Linked DNA regions of Mus musculus: region 2 is linked to region 1. Evidence: chromatin loops called from intact Hi-C (ENCODE). Cell type or tissue: left cerebral cortex. All regions are shown on one strand. Each heading gives the region's core, and the rest is flanking DNA. Links, peaks and the distances in the headings are about the cores only. Region 1 has its middle 160 kb from the start of Gm40329. Region 2 has its middle 120 kb from the start of Gm23151.

The links. A loop is a pair of places that touch in the nucleus more often than their neighbours do. Peaks named below come from ENCODE experiments on the same cell type or tissue, not always from the same donor. Only the 100,000 strongest peaks of a DNase experiment are listed, where the experiment ranks them.
Region 2: a loop joins it to region 1, with 2.5 times the contacts of the local background. A loop is called at or near these places in 3 of 42 quality-filtered maps.

Annotation. Positions count from the first base shown.
Region 1 is chr5:126,197,103-126,205,447 of GRCm38, reverse strand. No RefSeq gene overlaps it. Among named protein-coding and RNA genes, the nearest start is that of Gm40329, 160 kb to the right of the region's middle. In left cerebral cortex, for the core only: a CTCF peak has its summit at 3,777 (motif pointing left); DNase peaks (open chromatin) are centred at 2,792, 3,157, 3,747 and 5,376.
Region 2 is chr5:126,263,351-126,271,695 of GRCm38, reverse strand. No RefSeq gene overlaps it. Among named protein-coding and RNA genes, the nearest start is that of Gm23151, 120 kb to the left of the region's middle. In left cerebral cortex, for the core only: no CTCF peak of the experiment used is centred there; DNase peaks (open chromatin) are centred at 2,911, 4,076, 4,248 and 5,020; H3K27ac peaks cover 655 bases.

The DNA.
Region 1 (8,345 bases), core at 289-8,288:
TACCAAAGACCAAAGCAAAGTCCCTGAGAACTGATGATGTCAAAGGTTTAAAGGTAAGAAGTAAATCACATCCCAAGAGCTCAGGTAGAACTGTGAGCCTTAACTCCCTCCACCAGACACAGACACCAGCTCCTGAAATACCAATGTCCCTGTCCTAAGGACGATGGGCACTGAATTACTCTGTGAGGACTCCAGCTACCACTGTGAATGTTGATTTGAAGCCTTATCTTTATGAAACTTCTGTAAATTTCCAAGCAAACAGAATAGAAATATGGTAAGTTACTAAATATCAAAACACAGTCAGGGTCTCAGCACATAAAGTGTTGGAAACTGGGTGTTATGGTTAAGAGCGTTTGGTTCCCAGCACACATGTCGGGGGCTCTAACACCAGCTCTTGGGGATTTGTGCCTTCTTCTGTTCCCCCATGAATATTGCACACATGAAGTACGCATGTGTGCACACATGTGCACATACATACACGCTCACTCAAACACACACACACTCACACACATATACACACTCATACACACACTTATACACACATACCCATACTCACACACACACACACACACACACACACACACACACACACACACACACACACACATTTTATTCTTTCAGGCCCAGACCCAATCCCAATTCTTAAACACTGCAGTGTCAGGGCACAGAGAGAATTTGCTTTCCCAGACTCGTTAGGAGCAAGCTAAATTAAGATGACTTTTCTCCACTGCAGATGGATTGTGTTCATCTTAATAACTCCAGTGAGGTTTTATCTTCAAGGTGAAAGTGTCACCTCAGTTCAAATAACAAACATATTTTCCAAGGCATGTTGTTAATATATTTCACCTGAGGCAACGTTGCTAAATAATTCCTCCTGCTATGGAAACAAATCAGCCTGTAATATATATTTTATCTCATCTTTATTTTATTCCAGGACCTGAAGATGTTTGCAAGTGAGTCTCATTGACACAGTGGGGAAAAAAAAAAACTACACTCTGTTGCAATTTTATAGGTTGGATTTTGTTTGTATTTTTTGTTTGTTTGTTTTTTTCTTGCTTAACATTACTTGTAAAAACACATTCTGATGGTCATTGTCCACACTGAGGGTCACTGTAAAGGATGGCGTGTGGCCATTCGTAGCCCTTGATGAGTCCTAACCTGTCGCTCAAAGGTTTGGTCCGGACTTTTGGAGGAGGGGCTGCTGACAGAGCCAGCTACAGAAATTCTGTACAACCCTCCTTTGTTCACCTTGGTTCCCATCTACAGAGGGAGCCAGTGTCACCTGCTTCTTTGGCACTTGGGGATCTATGTCAGATCCAGATTCACTCCCTTGCAGCAAGGTCAGCCAGAAGCCAGTACTTTATTTTCACCCCTTCATCCCAATCTGTGTGTAGGTCTTTAAACATACTATTTAGTGCCCATGGGGCCTGTCCATCACTTCCTCCCTGTACATCCATAGCCATCTCCTCTCCTAGAGGCCTGCACTCTACAAAATTAATCAGAAAAAGGTAATGTAAGAAGCTAATGGGTAACAGTGTCCAACTCTTCATAAAAATTACATCCAAATCAGCAATGCCCTATACACACAGACACACAGAGCAGAGGAGAGGACAGAGAAAGAGACAGGGACACAACGGCATTTACCCAGACGTACACATACAGAGGAGAGAGAAACACAAACAGAGGCAGGCACACACAAAGACACAGTGACACATGGACACATCCAGACCTGCACACAGAGACACACACAAAGAGGAGAGAGACACGCAAGGACAGACAGGAGCACACAAAGACACATGCAAAGAGAAAGACTCGATGTTCACCAGACAGAGAACCAGCTCCGTCACTCTTGTGGAAAAGAAGCCGTTTAATCTCATTGGTAATCAAAGAAACACACAACAGACTGTTGAGATGTGATTTATCAAGTTGACAGAATGCCTTATTTCGTTTTAACATGGACTTTGGGAACAGTGAAGAGAAACACATAGACTGGGAAAAAATAATTTTGGAGGAAATACATTTCAAAAGCCTTGATAAATGAATTGTCTCCTTTTATCGTAATTTCACATCTGAACATCAAGTTTAATATTTATTTTGGGAAAGAGGAAAATACAATGTATCATGGCCACAGAGCAACCGTTTTTGTCCCCACAATGGGCAAAATCTTGACCAGAGGGGCTGTGGGGAGGGAGGGTGTTAGACATGGGGCTCATTCATTACGTTGTGTCCTAAAGAGCCTTGATGGCTAAGATACAATACATAAAAAGTTGAAAGACTTTAATACAAACACCCTGTCAAGCAAGCAGAGACCATAGCCTGAAGAAACAGAAATAAACGCATACAGAATATGGCAACAAAAATGTTAATCATAGCGCTGGTTTGGTTCGGAAAAATAAACTATGAGCAGCCTAAAGGTATAGCCACTTGAGAACAAAAGAGACCGTTATTTTTCCCTGTGATGTCACCCTGCTACAAGGGTGGCAGCCCATGACATCATTCACATTCTACCACATTTTTAACTGATTGCCCTATTCTGATCACATGGCCTTTAAATGTCTTCCTATCCTAATTCCCTGGAAGATTTGTGTGGCTGGGAGGAGTGGGGAGGAGAGGCTCAGCAGCTAAGAGCATTTTCTGTGAAAGCAGGAGGATGTGAGTTCAAATCCCCAGCACTGACATAAGAGCAGAACATGCCTATGTTGGGGTGGGGTGCAGTGGAGAGCAGCTGCTTCTGGGAGTTCCCTGAACAGCCATGCTGGCTAAGACTGCAAATGGTGATCTTCACTTCAGAGACACTGATAACACTCACACACCACACACACACACACACACACACACACACACACACACACACACACACCAAAAAAGGGAAAAAACTGATATCTGAAAATAACACTTGAGATGTCTTCTGACTCATGCACATATACACACAACAAAGAAAATTAAAATAAAACAGGAAACGTAATAAAAGGGTGACAAGAGGCTGGGGTTAACATGGCAGCCTAGATGTATGAGGTATACATATTTTCCTAATCCTGTGATTAATTAATGGGCTTCCATAAATGGGTCTACAGGCAAATGCAATCTGATTTGGTCATGTAGACATCAAAAGGCTGTCAGTGAGAGCTGAAGTTGCCCACGGATCCTTCCTACCTACTAAGACATTCCTCTGACTCCTCGTCCCTCCTTTGACTGCTACTATTTAACAACAGGGAAGACAAATGACCAAGCGTGTAAATCGTGCCTGCTGAGAAGGTCACACTAACAGAGTCAGCAGCTGCCTGCAGGAGCATGTTTGAAGGATTTAAAGCTTCATCACCATGTCCAGGATTGTAAACGAGAAAATGATAGGGGCCAGGGGGCGGCAAGAACTGAAAATGGAGTTAGCTGAGCGCTTCTAGGATGCCCACAGGATGGTGCAGTGCGCGCAAAGCTCCTGCTCTAAGAAATGCAGAGGGACGTGGAACCCTCTCACCCTACCTCTTCAGGAGCCCTGTACCCCAGAGGTGGTGAGAGCTGAGACTCCAGCAAGGTTGCCCATGGAAAGGGTCTTGGTAGAAGTGTGAGAAGCTGCTGTGGGGGTGGCTGAGCACCATGCACTGTAGGGATGCTACGGAAACCACTTTCCCTCTGTGTGGGGGCTGAAAGGGTATGAAGTGGAGAAGCTGCCTGCACTGTTTAAGGTGGGCTGTGAGGCAAGGCAGGTATCTGCTGGGAAGGAGGTGTGCGGGGGAGCTAGGCGCCCTCTCCCTCAGCAGTGCCTGTCTCTCTAGTGCCCTCTCCTGACAAAGTTTGTCATTGGGTCAGATCACACTAAAAAAAAATATCCAAAGGGCCCCGATGCATGTTCTCAGTGCAGGTGACAGAAGGGTGAATTTGGGGATTAGAGGAAATCTACAGATCAGTAGCACATTCTTGAAGCCATTCAGTGAAAATCCTCTAATGAGCAGTGAGAATTATTTTACTGAATATTAAACAAAACATTCTAAATATATAGGTGTGTGTGTGTGTGCGTGCGTGCGTGCGTGCGTGTGTGTGTGTGTGTGTGTGTGTGTGTGTGTGTGTGTGTGTACTGTAAACCTACTATATACAACATGCATACTCATTATGGACATGTTAGCATTTTTAATAGAAAATGGAAAATTATTAATTAAGATTAAAGGTGATATGTGGATTTGATAACTATCTTGAATACAGCACACACACACACAAATGTCTAAGGACTGGGAACCTCCAAAGTAATTATACAGGATAAAATGTGATGAGTTGTATCAGGGATTTTCCATTTGTGTTAATTACAATTACAGTTTCGATAAGGGAGCATTCGAATGAAGCAAAACCACAGGGATTTTTTAATGCCTGGAAATGATCTGCAGATTGAAGCATGGAGACGAGACCAGCCCTGGGAATGTTAGAAGGTTGCAGAGTATCTCCCTGTCCCAGATATGTACCTGCTGGAGAAAGGGGGCTCTGGGGAACACAGAATCCAAATAAAGAAGTGGATAAGTCAGGGTTCTCCAAAGGAACCAAAAAAAAAAAAAAAATAGAATGTGGTGTGTGTGTGTGTGTGTGTGTGTGTGTGTGTGTGTGTACAGGCTGTAGTTCAAGTAGTCCAACAATAGGGATCTCCCAACATGAAGACCAAGACCAAGGTTTTGTTACTTGTTAGTCACACATGAGACTGAGTGTGCCAATAGTTCCAACCTAAGCCTAGAGTCCCTGGGGAATTCTTGGACTTGAGCTGGTCTTTAGTCTGTGAAGAGTGATCCTGAAAAAGTAGGTTCTAACACCAACAAAGGATTATCTGTGCAGCAGGATAGATGAACTTGCCAGCAAGGGTGAGGGCAAGCAGGCAAAAACAAAAAACAAAAAAATCAAAGCCATCCTTCTTCCATGTCCTTTATGTGGGCTACCACCAGAAAGTGAAGCCTGGACTTGGAATGGTTCTTCCGACTTCAAATAACCCAGATTTAAGATGGGTCTTCCCACTTCACGTGATCCAATCAGAAACATTCTTCATGGGCCTGCCCAGCTCTTGGGTTTTAGGTGATTCCAGATGCAGTTGGCCTAACAACCAAGATTAGCCGTCAAGAGTAGAATCACCCATGTTTGATTTCGTCCTAGGCTGCTCTGGACTTATTGCCACCCTAGGCATTAACTGGAAAAAGAGAAGAGCCCTTTGCATGGTGGTGGCACTGGGTATAGCTGTCTATATATTATTAAAAGTCACTCCTACTTCTCTCTGGAAAAAAATGAGAATCAACAATCAATTCATTCTAAGTGGGAGACTTGTGTAGGCTGTGAGCGTCATAAAATGAAACTGCCATGGCAAGAGGCATCTGGTACTTTGGACTCCAGACTGTGTGCCACACCATCTGTTTGAAGCCCTCCACGATGCTTACTAAGAGGGAATCTGTGTTCCTGGGGCTTCCGTTTAATCATACATTAAGCAGGAATCCTCAAGTCAATGGCGGCTTCAGAGTGATGGATGGATCACCCAGGGATGTGTCAGAGGCTCTGCAAAGAAACATACCACATGACTTCCAGAAACAAATCACTGGAATGAGGGTGTCCCCAAGCCTGGTGCATCTGTGGAAGTTTACGGCTTTTTGCAAGGATAAGAACAATTATCTTTTCCTATTATGTAAACACATATTTATTATAACACTGTTCCGGTTTGCTTTCTGTTGCTGTCATTAAAAAAAAAAAATACTCTGACCAAAGGCAACTTGGGAAGTAAGGGCATATCTGGCTTACATTTCAGACCACTTTGAGGGAAACCAAGACAGGAACTGAATGAAGCAGGAGGAGATGAGACCATAATGTCACACAAGTGTGCAATGAAAGACGTAATGTAAAGTGTGTAATGTTAATAAGCTGTAGGAAATAGATCAGTCTCTATCTTCAGATATGCTTGATTGGCATATGCTCCAGCAAGATCCAAGATATCTTTTCCAGGGGGGCACAGAGTTCCCTGCAAACTTCTTATCAAGGAACCATACCTGGATATATAATGACTATGCAACAAGATGAAATCAAAAGGTAACCATCCTAGCAAGTTTGCAGCCACAAGCATCTGCAACCGGAGTCCATTCTCACACATTGAACCTCAAGTAACTTATTTCTTCTTGCATATTTATTTATTTACTTATTTAGAGAGTGTGCATGCGCATATGCATGTACACACATGCACATCATGGAACATGTTGAATGTTGAAGAGGAGGACATTCAGGAGTCAGTTCTCTCCTTCTATCACAAGACTCCCCGGGGATCAAACTTAGAGCTTCAGGCTCAGCAGAAAATTTACCTTTACTACCTGGAGTCATGATAGCAGCCCCTATTTTTTCTGCACATGTGTTCTACTGATTTTGTGTGTAGCTTTTTAATCCAAGGAAATTGAATATCCTGATTCAAATGCTTTCCCAACACTCCTATCAGAAGGTCCTGCCTGGCCCCTGGTAACATGTCAAAGTTTAACTCAAAGAAATGCTGAAGTGAATAATGGAATGACAATAGTTGTCTTCTAGAATCTAAGCATTCATGTGTGTGTGTGTGTGTGCGCGCGCACACACACACGCACACACACACACACACAATCTTTCCTAATTCCAGGCACTGAGAACAAATTTCCTTAATTTCTTTTCCTGACATTAGCTATACTTTGTACAACAAAGCAATCACGCTTCCTTTCCTTTGAGACTGAATATTAATTATTTCAGATGCTTTGTGATCTGATTAACAGGTCCCATAGGAGTTGGTTCAGGCTTGCCATATTCCTTGTTCTGGAGAGACAGGATGATGGCTGTTGATTCCTGGATCTGTCCTATGTCATCCTGTGACAGTCAAGACTAAACCTTTAAAGAATGTTCAGATATCTTGAAACCCTGTCTGCCTGTTCAGGTTTCCCAGGCTCTGGGTTAATGTTGGAAAGAGGATGAAACCTTCTATTGTTTTTTTCAAAAGAAAAGATTCTTTTACAGGAGGCTCTTCATTGCTTGTCTGTTTCTAGGATGTTACAGATAGTTGTGAACCTCCATGTGGGTGCTGAGAACTGAGTCTCAGTCATCTGCAAGAGCAACAAGTGCTCTTAACTGCTGAGCCATCGCTACAGGCCCAAGCAGTAGCTTTACAGAGAAGGCTAACAGATGTGTGCATGTCTGCCATAGTCAACGAAAACTCAACCTTGAGGATCTGAGTCTCCAGAAAAGGCTCATAGGAGCAAGCACCTGTGCTGGAGCCTGCTCAGACTTGTGTGAAAGCAGGTTCTCTTCTATCTGTGGACCATTCACACTTCAAGAAGAATCCCTCAGACCTCAGTGTGCCTTCCTGCCCCATCCTCCCAGCCGTTAGTGTACTGGATGAGCTGGAAACTGGAGCTAAGCCAAAAATCTCTTTGTAAGGATCTCTAAACTGAAAGTTATGAAAGCCATAGTCTCTTCTCTTATTCCAAAGATATGTAGATATAGATGTCACATAGAGATAGGTAGATAGATAGATAGATAGATAGATAGATAGATAGCAGACAGACAGATAGATATGGAGATATAAGTACAGATATAGATATATAAATATACAGGAAACAGGATAGATAGATAGATAGATAGATAGATAGATAGATAGATAGATAGATAGATAGATAGATATAAAGAGATAGAGATAAATATATGTATATACATATACATACATACATACATACATACATACATACATACATACATGGATATCCTCCTATCCTCAAGTGTTGGAAAGTGGCATAGTGTCATTTCTTATCAGAAAGATGTATCGATTCACTTTACTTCCAGGTCATACTCTGAGGCTGCACACTGAAGCTAAATGTTCAGCTATCCCCATTGAGAGGAGCAAATATTGAAAAAAATTAAGAAAGGTTGATGCCACCCATCTATACTTCCTGGGCTGGAGAGATGTGCTCAAGGAAATTGATTTTCGTTTGCACATGCCCGCACTGGAGCAGATGTCAAATGCATTCCCTCCACCCTTCTAGTCCATTCCTGTCCTCACACTCATTGTGTTCCTATCTTCACAGTTAAATCTTAGAACTATGGGCCCATTAGACCTGACTGTCCTCTATAACTCTATTAGGGATTCATGTTTTATTCAGCCTAGAAATGTGGCCATATTGATTTAACTTTAAGTAGTGCATTATTTGATTAGACAAGATGTTTACTTTTTCTTTAATTTGAGGGCTCGGCAGATCTAACAAACATTGACCACGGAAGTCCTACAGATTGGTTCAAATCTCTGATTTTTTTTCAGTGAACTCACGAGTGAAGCAGATCAAAGCTAAACCCTCACTGGTTCAACCTTCTTGATTCTTCTTCAGCTG
Region 2 (8,345 bases), core at 63-8,062, 66 kb before region 1:
ACCTTATTTTCCCTGTAAGCAAATCAATTAAGCTCCACGCCTCCTTGCCCTCACCTTGTCTCTGTCTTACCCTGACAACTCTCGTTTCATTAGCACTCCTGGAAAGGGCTCACCTCAATTTGTTTCTCCAGATGTTTTGGCCATCTTGTGCCAGAATAAGATAAATTCTGTTTAAGATGCTGGGAAGTCACACAATGTGAAATCTTACTTGGGATACTGATGGCTCCTTCCTGGGACAGCTGAAGTTGCTGCTGAACTTCAGAGATGTAGTAGGTTTATGAGAACTGTGATAGCAGGGGCTGGTTTCCTCACAACTACTGAGGATCTGAGATGCATTAAAGAGACTCACAGACCCACCTTGGTGACTGTTGTATCAATAGGCGGTGTCCTGGTTTCAGTGCAGGTTTCCAAACTGTAAGTGCCTGTTCTAGAACAAGGGTGAATGAGTTAACACACATGCATGACTACACTTATGATGTGAAAGAAAGAAAAGGTATTATTTGTGTTTTTTTTTCTATATGTGTGTTGGCAGGGGTTCACCCTGTGCACTTTATTTTCATTTCATGGGTATTGGTGTTTGGCCTGTGTGCATATCTATGCATCATATTGGTGCCTGATATCCAGGCAGGAGAAAAGAGGGTTCAGATAACCTGCATCTGGATTTACAGATGGTTATGAACCACCATGTAAGTACTGGGAATCAAATGTGGGTTCTTTGCAAGAGCAGTCAGTACTCTTAACTGCTGAGCCATCTCCAGTCCCAGTAGTTGTCTTGTCAATTGCTGTTAAAACAATACTTGAAGTTGTAGAGACTCAAGGTCTGTGTAGCTACTTCCTTCAAATTTAGGTGGAATGCCACTTTAAGACCTCCCATGCTCTTCACTGTAATTTTTTTTAACCCCCCAAGTCCCTATTGTTAGCCAACTTGGCCTCCAGGGTCACCTGATGCTAGAAAATACAAAGGAAGACACACTTTTTGTCTCCAAAAATATCTCATAAATTAATAAATTGATGGTTCCTATATAAAAGAATACAGGGAGGCAAAAGCCATCCCACCCACAGTCCAACTCTTTCAAGGTCCACAAAGTAGGGAGCAGTAAGAGAACAATTCAAGAAAAGGCTTTGCAAAAAGGCCATGCTTCGGGGGAGCCTTGAAACTACCGCATCAAAGGATGGAGAATGCCCACCGAGGTGAGCACTCCTGGAAGCTGGAAGCACATCTTCAGCTTTAGTTTTGATGAAGGAAGATGCTGCGGAGCAACTGGCCTTTGCTCAGGACAGTGTGAAATGTGGGCACAGAGAGTAAAGAAAGCAACTGCATCAATACTAGTCCACAACAGAGCATCCACAGTAAGCGTGGTGAGAGCCTGCCATCTTATATGCTTACTCTATAATTCCCACAACCAGAAAATTAGGAATTCTAAGGCTTGGGTGAGAGCAGCATCTATAAGGCATTTGTCTTATACATGTAAGGACCTGAATTTAATCTACATTTTAGAAAAGAAAAAAAAAATAAGCCAAGCATGGTGGCGCATGTTTATAATCCAAGTGTCAGGGAACTGGAGACAAGATACCGCTGTGTCTCTAGGCAGCCAGCTTAACCTAAGCAGTGGGCTCCAGGCCCTAAGGAGAGATCTTGTCTCAATGCAACATGGTGGATGTTACCTGCATCTGAAAAACAATGCCCAAGTGTGGGGGGAGTGCACATACACCTGCACACAAGCTGAGCTTAGTGGCTAATATTTGTTTAAAGAAGGTATGAATTTGGGGAGATGTGTAGAGAAAGATACAGGGGAAATGGAAGGAGAAACGGGGAGTGAGTGTCTTCATACTTCATATATACACTAATGGAATTCCCAAAGAATACTTTTTTTTTTAATGGGAAAGAATCAGTAAAACATGGCCCTGTTGGACATCAGTGGGAGGAGTGGCCCTTGGTCTGGTGGGGGTTCTTGGTCTGGTGGGGGTTCAATGGCCCAGTGTAGGGGAATGCCAGGGCAGGAAGGAGGGAATGGAATGGGTGTGTGGGTGAGGGAACACCCTCATAGAGGCAGGGGAGGAGGGATGGGATAGGGAGTTTCCAGAGGGGAGACCTGGAAAAGGGATAACAGTTGAAAAGTAAATAAAGAAAGAATGAAGACCAAAGTGTGGACACTTTGCCCCTTCTTAGAATTGGGAACAAAACACCCATGGAAGGAGTTACAGAGACAAAGTTTGGAGCTGAGACGAAAGGATGGACCATCTAGAGACTGCCATATCCAGGGATCCAGCCCATAATCAGCCTCCAAACGCTGACACCATTGCATACACTAGCAAGATTTTGTTGAAAGGACCCTAATATAGCTGTCTCTTGTGAGACTATGCCGGGGCCTAGCAAACACATAAGTGGATGCTCACAGTCAGCTATTGGATGGATCACAGGGCCCCCAATGGAGGAGCTAGAGTAAGTACCCAAGGAGCTGAAGGGATCTGCAATCCTATAGGTGGAACAACAATATGAACTAACCAATACCACCCCACCCCACCCCGGAGCTGTGTCTCTAGCTGCATATGAATCAGAAGATGGCCTAGTCGGCCATCAGTGGAAAGAGAGGCCCATTGGTCGTGCAAACTTTATATGCCTCAGTACAGGGGAACGCCAGGGGGAGTGTGTGGGAGACTTTTGGGATAGCATTGGAAATGTAAGTGAAATAACTACCCAATTAAAAAAAGAAAATATCCAATTAAAAAAAAAACAGAAATAAAACAAACAAACAAAAACCTGTCGAGTGTTCTTCTCAAACTGAAACAGGCACAATTATGTATGTGGCAATGTGGCAATTTGATAAGCATGTCCTTAAATGGAGCCATTTAAAATCCAAGTGCCTTGGCAGTAGTAAGTGTGTAGCAGCAGACTATGTGTCTGTCATGTGTGGGTGGCACAGATGAACAGACCCTGCAATTCACGACTCCCAAATCAGGCCTCCTGAGGCCACTTGACAAGGTTGATGGCTGAGCCTAGGATTAGGTTTGTAACAGGCCCCGAGATCTTAGTAGACCTCCATATCTTAGCACAATGGACTCCATGGTTGAAGTCCATTCAGGCCGCAAAACCCAGCACACAGACAGCATCACCTGCCATAGAAGAAAACAAAAACCTAATCCATCAAAGTCCATAGTCCTGGGAAAGACTGAAATGTACTCACCTTGCTTTTGATTTTCTGTAGTTTTGCTTCTGGCTAACTGTTCTTGTTAAGTGAAGTATGTCAAACCAGGACCTGATTTTTGTGATTAAAAGCTCACCCTGAGAAAGGCTTGGTGCTACACTCAGATCCCAAAAACCTAGTGTAGTATCTGGCTGGCTAATAAAGACTTTCTATTGCCTTAAAGCCATGCTAGAATAGACTTCTTTGGTGACTACCCCACAACAGGTTTTTAAATATATATAAAATTTATTTATTTTATTTTTACTTATGTGTGTACTGTGTTGTTGCGTGCACATGTGTGTGCAGATGCCCACAGAAACTAGAGGCATTGACTCTCCTGAATCTGAAGTTGCAGGTGGTTGTGAGATACCCAGAGAACTGGGAACGATACTCAGGTCTTCTGCAGGAGCAGCAAATGTTCTTAACTGCTCAGACTTCTCTCTAAGAAATGGGTTGGGTTATTAAATAAATGATAACATTCACTCAAGTACTTCTGCTGTGAGCAAAACACTCACTAAATCAGAAAGCTGCTGGGCAGTGTTTTGTAACTTCAGCTCCTCCAGGGTGGTGATTGACTGTGGGATATGAGACAAGTGTTACAGTAATCAATTAGTTTCTACCCCACCTTAGATCATTTAGTTCCCAAATAAATAAATGACACAAAATCTTTATATTTATAATAAGCCTTAAAGCTGGACAGATTTTAACCCTCTATGCTATTTTGTCTACTTCTCTGCCAACAATCCTGAGATATCACTTGCCATGTTCCACCTGGACCACTCGTACTCCAACTGGCCAGCCCTCATGTCCATGTGCTCAGGATCCACCCACCCCATGATGCATTCTTCCTTCTTCCTCTCTCTCCCTACCACCTCCTCACTAGATCCTCAAGTCCTGCCTTTCTCCCTCCACTGCCCAATCACAGGCTCTCAGTCATAGTCTTTTATTGACCAGTTAAACTGGGGAGCAAGGTTTATACAGCATCACTTAATGTACACAAAGATCTGGTTGTCAGGCAACCAGAGCTTGAGAACCAGTATTTACCATTAGAATACAAGCAGCATCAGACCAGCCTGCTGCAACTAAGCCAAGCAGACTCTAAAGTAATATGAGCTAACCGGAGAGAGAGGGAGTCCTCCCATCAGACTGAGTCACAGCTGTAAGCCAGCAGATATGCAAACTCAGACCAACATTGAAAAAAAATCCCTGCAGACCCATTTTCTAGTTTATGACCATCTGTTTTTGAAAAATCACATTTTGCTTTCACCTTCACATAATAACATGAGCTATCGTCTCTTTGGAATAATAAAATGATCATTACTTAAAGCAATAAAAGCTATGAATGTAGTTCAAGTGGTAGAGGTTTTGCCTAGGTATACAAGGCCCTGGGTTCCTGTCCCAGTACCCTGTAAATGGGGAGTGGTTGTGCAAACCCTTAATCTCAGTGCTAGGGAGGTAGATGCTGGAGGATCAAGAGTTTAAGGCACTCATAGGCTACAGACCAGTTTGATGCCAGCTTAAGATACATGAGATCCTGTATAGAAAACAAATAATCAAATGAAAGTAAAAACAGAAGTAAAGATTAAATACTTGTGTTCTGTCATCAAGAGGTAAGACGAGCTGTATTTAGGTGACTTTTCTAAAACATACACAGTGTGGTGTGTGTTTCCCACCTTGGTCATAATGACTCCTTTGAACTCTAAGTAATTCTAACTTCAAATAACACTTCCCAGATGCAGAGATGTGACATTGCAAGCCAAATATACCATGCAGAAGCAATGAGTCAGAGGTTTGGCTACACAGGTTGTCAGGGATGCTTTATACACTTGCTCTCAGACCATCTGGTGTGCTGAGCTCAGCCACATCCCAGTGGAAATGGTACCCCACCTGTGGCTCGCTGTGATGCTGTGTGTCTCTGACAGTTTTACAAGCAGCTTTGGAACCTTCCTATGCCAACATGTATCTCCTATGTATGACGGCTCCACTGAGATCCATGGGGCATTAGCCTGTGCCTCCTCCAGCTGCTTCCAACCTGGGCATCATAGTGCCATTTTGTAAATGGTTAGTAGTGGCCTTACAGATGGCTGTGGGCAGTGGCCTCATGCTGGTTAGGTAAGCTGGAGTCTGGGTCAGTGTTTAGATGCTCACCAACTGAAAAATTAAGAACAACTATTTCCATGACAAGGAAAATAGATCTATTGAGGTTTTATATTTTGTTTAGAAAATGGTTCCTCTCTCTCTCTCTCTCTCTCTCTCTCTCTCTCTCTCTCTCTCTCTCTCCATAATGCATTGACAACCTTCTCACTTTGATTAAGTTGCTAGCTTTTCCTAATATTTTGATTTTTGATTTTTTAAAGATTTTATTTTATTTTCAATTATGTGGTTTTGTGTGTGTGTGTGTGTGTGTGTGTGTGTGTGTGTGTGTGTGTGATGTGCATATGCAGTTTCTACAGAGGCCTGAAGAAGGCATTGGATATCCACCCCCTCGGAGCTGGAGTTACAGATGGTTGTGAGCAGCTCGGCATGACCTAGGTTCTCACAAATGGAGTAAGTGTCCTTAACCACCAAGCTACCTCTCCAGTCCCTCTATTTTTATAATGATAGTGGTTAAATATGCCAGTGTATGAATATTTTTTAAAATTGACTTTCTTTGTAGTAGAAACATTGTGAACGTAGTACTTGTTGGCAAAGTATAAGTCCATACACTAAATTTGTATACATTTCTTCTTCAAGACATGATGGAGCAGACTTTTCTTTATGGAAAAGGAAAAGTAGAGACAAAACTTAGACTCTCAATAGAGAATACGATCAGTACAGAGACCAGAAACTACCAAAGGATAGAAGACTTGGTGATAAAATGAAAATTATAAACACAAATCAACTATATCTGTGTGTATTGTATATGTGTATATGTATATGTCATGTGTATATATGAGTATGGGCCGTGTGTGTGAGTGTGTGTTTCTGTAGTTTTTCCTGTATGCATTCGCACTAGCCTCAATTAGCATCTGTACGTTGTTAAGGCAACAGTGTGATAAAATGAACTTTGGAAAAGGTCCATGGCCACTGCGGTCCCCCCTCCCCCCATACCCTCCTGAGTAACACCATATTGTACACCAGGATTTCCCCCGGGGTTGATGGTAGAGCCACGAACCACACACTACCATCATTGCTCTTGCTGCCACCACAGCAACCACTCTTATTTACCTGAGAGCATCTGTCAAGGGCTTCCCCAAGTCTCCAAGGAAGAACAGTGCTAGAGTTGTGTCCCTTGCAACTTGGAGAACTTAGGATTTCCTTAGCTGCTTCCTTCCTTCAGGCTCTGCATATGAGACACGGCTAATGCAGGTGACCACATATTCTTGAATATACCCCCGATCTTTTGTAAGCAGCGAGATTTCAGACCCTGGACTTGACAACAGTTTGGATTTTTTCCCAACTGGAAATACCTACCACCAATAATTTCAGTGAGCAATATCGATAGAGTTCATACTGACGAAGTGAACATTTTCCTGGGAGATATCGTGTTTTTCCAAGTCGCACCAGAAGGGAACACATATGTATAGGATCTACAATGTGTATATGTGTAAAAAATAAGAAAATGTGAATACACAGATGTCTGGTATTTGTATATTCATTCATTCCACAAATATTTACTGTGTATGTCAGTTTGCTTCTCCTGCGGAGCAGGCTCCACTGCCTGCAAAGTAGCTTTACATAGAACAAGTTGCCTTCCCACAGTTCCATGGATTGATTCCCAGCTTCAGCTGAGCCGGCCTCAGGTGTTCACAGTCATCAAATACTCAGTGCCCTCACTAAGTACCTTGCTGTTGGCTCAGGCCCCTATGGAGATATGAAGGATGATATTTCTGTGGTTAGTCACCTTTTTGCAGTGGTCGTCCTGAGAGATCCAAGAGCAGGATGTTGGGATGTGATGACTGAAAGAGCAAATATTTTGTGACCTCCCATTTGAATGCCTGTCAAGGCATCTTCAAACCCCTCCTTCAGATGCCAGGTGTGAATAGGTTTCCCCTGCCCCCTGTCCCCTCCATGTGCCAGAGACTAGAACTCAGAGATCTTATTTTTAAACTATATCATTGGGAGCCTTTTCTGCACTCACAGTCAGGTGAACTGATAGCTAACCAAGACCAACACACTCCAGTATGAAAAGTAGGTAACAGGGGACTGACTGAGTAGGCATTCATTCTTGTTGCTTGGGATTTATTTATTTATTTATTTATTTATTTATTTATTTATTTGATGTATGTGAGTACACTGTAGCTGTCTTCAGACACACCAGAAGAGGGCATCGGATCCCATCACAGATGGTTGTGAGCCACCAAGTGGTTGCTAGGACTTGAACTGGGGACCTCTGGAAGAGTAGTCAGTGCTCTTAACCACTGGGCCATCTCTCCAGCCCCTGTTGCTTAGGATTCTTAAGTGTTTAATAAACTTTATTATTAGAGCATTTCAAGTCCACAGTGAGATTTACTGGCAGTTGCTGCCTATAGCTCCTCCACTCGGACATAGGCAAATCCTCCTGGTTATTGTCACTGGAGTTTGCATGGGAATCGTCCCTCACAGATAGACTAGGGAACACTGGTGGTCCTTTGGGTTTGATGGGAGCTGTCAAATGCTGCAGGCTGGTCCCATGCCCACTCCTTCCAATCACACAAGGCATTTTGCAAACACAATTATTATCATCAACTAAAGTGATAATAAAATTTGAATTTTATTTCCAGGAACTGAGAATCTGTATATACACAGATGTGTTTGTGTGTATGTTGTATATATTCTTAATATATGTATGTAATGTATATGCATGTATGTGTGTATGTACACAGATGTGTTTTTGTGTAAATGTGTCTACATGCCTGTTTGTGTATATGGTGTATGTATGCATTCATGTGTGTTTGCATTATGCATGTGAGTTCATGTGCACGTGTGCACAAGGTCAGAGGTCAATGACAAGTTCTTCTTCAATCACTTTACCAACTTACTTTTTGAGACACCATCTCTCTGAACTTGAAGCTTCCAGCTTGGCTAAACCATGGTGCCACCAGTGATATCCATTTGTTTCTGCCCTCCATCCGGTACTGCTCTTACAGGCATGCATTGCCATGATCGCTTTTACACATGTGCTGGGGATCTGATCTCATG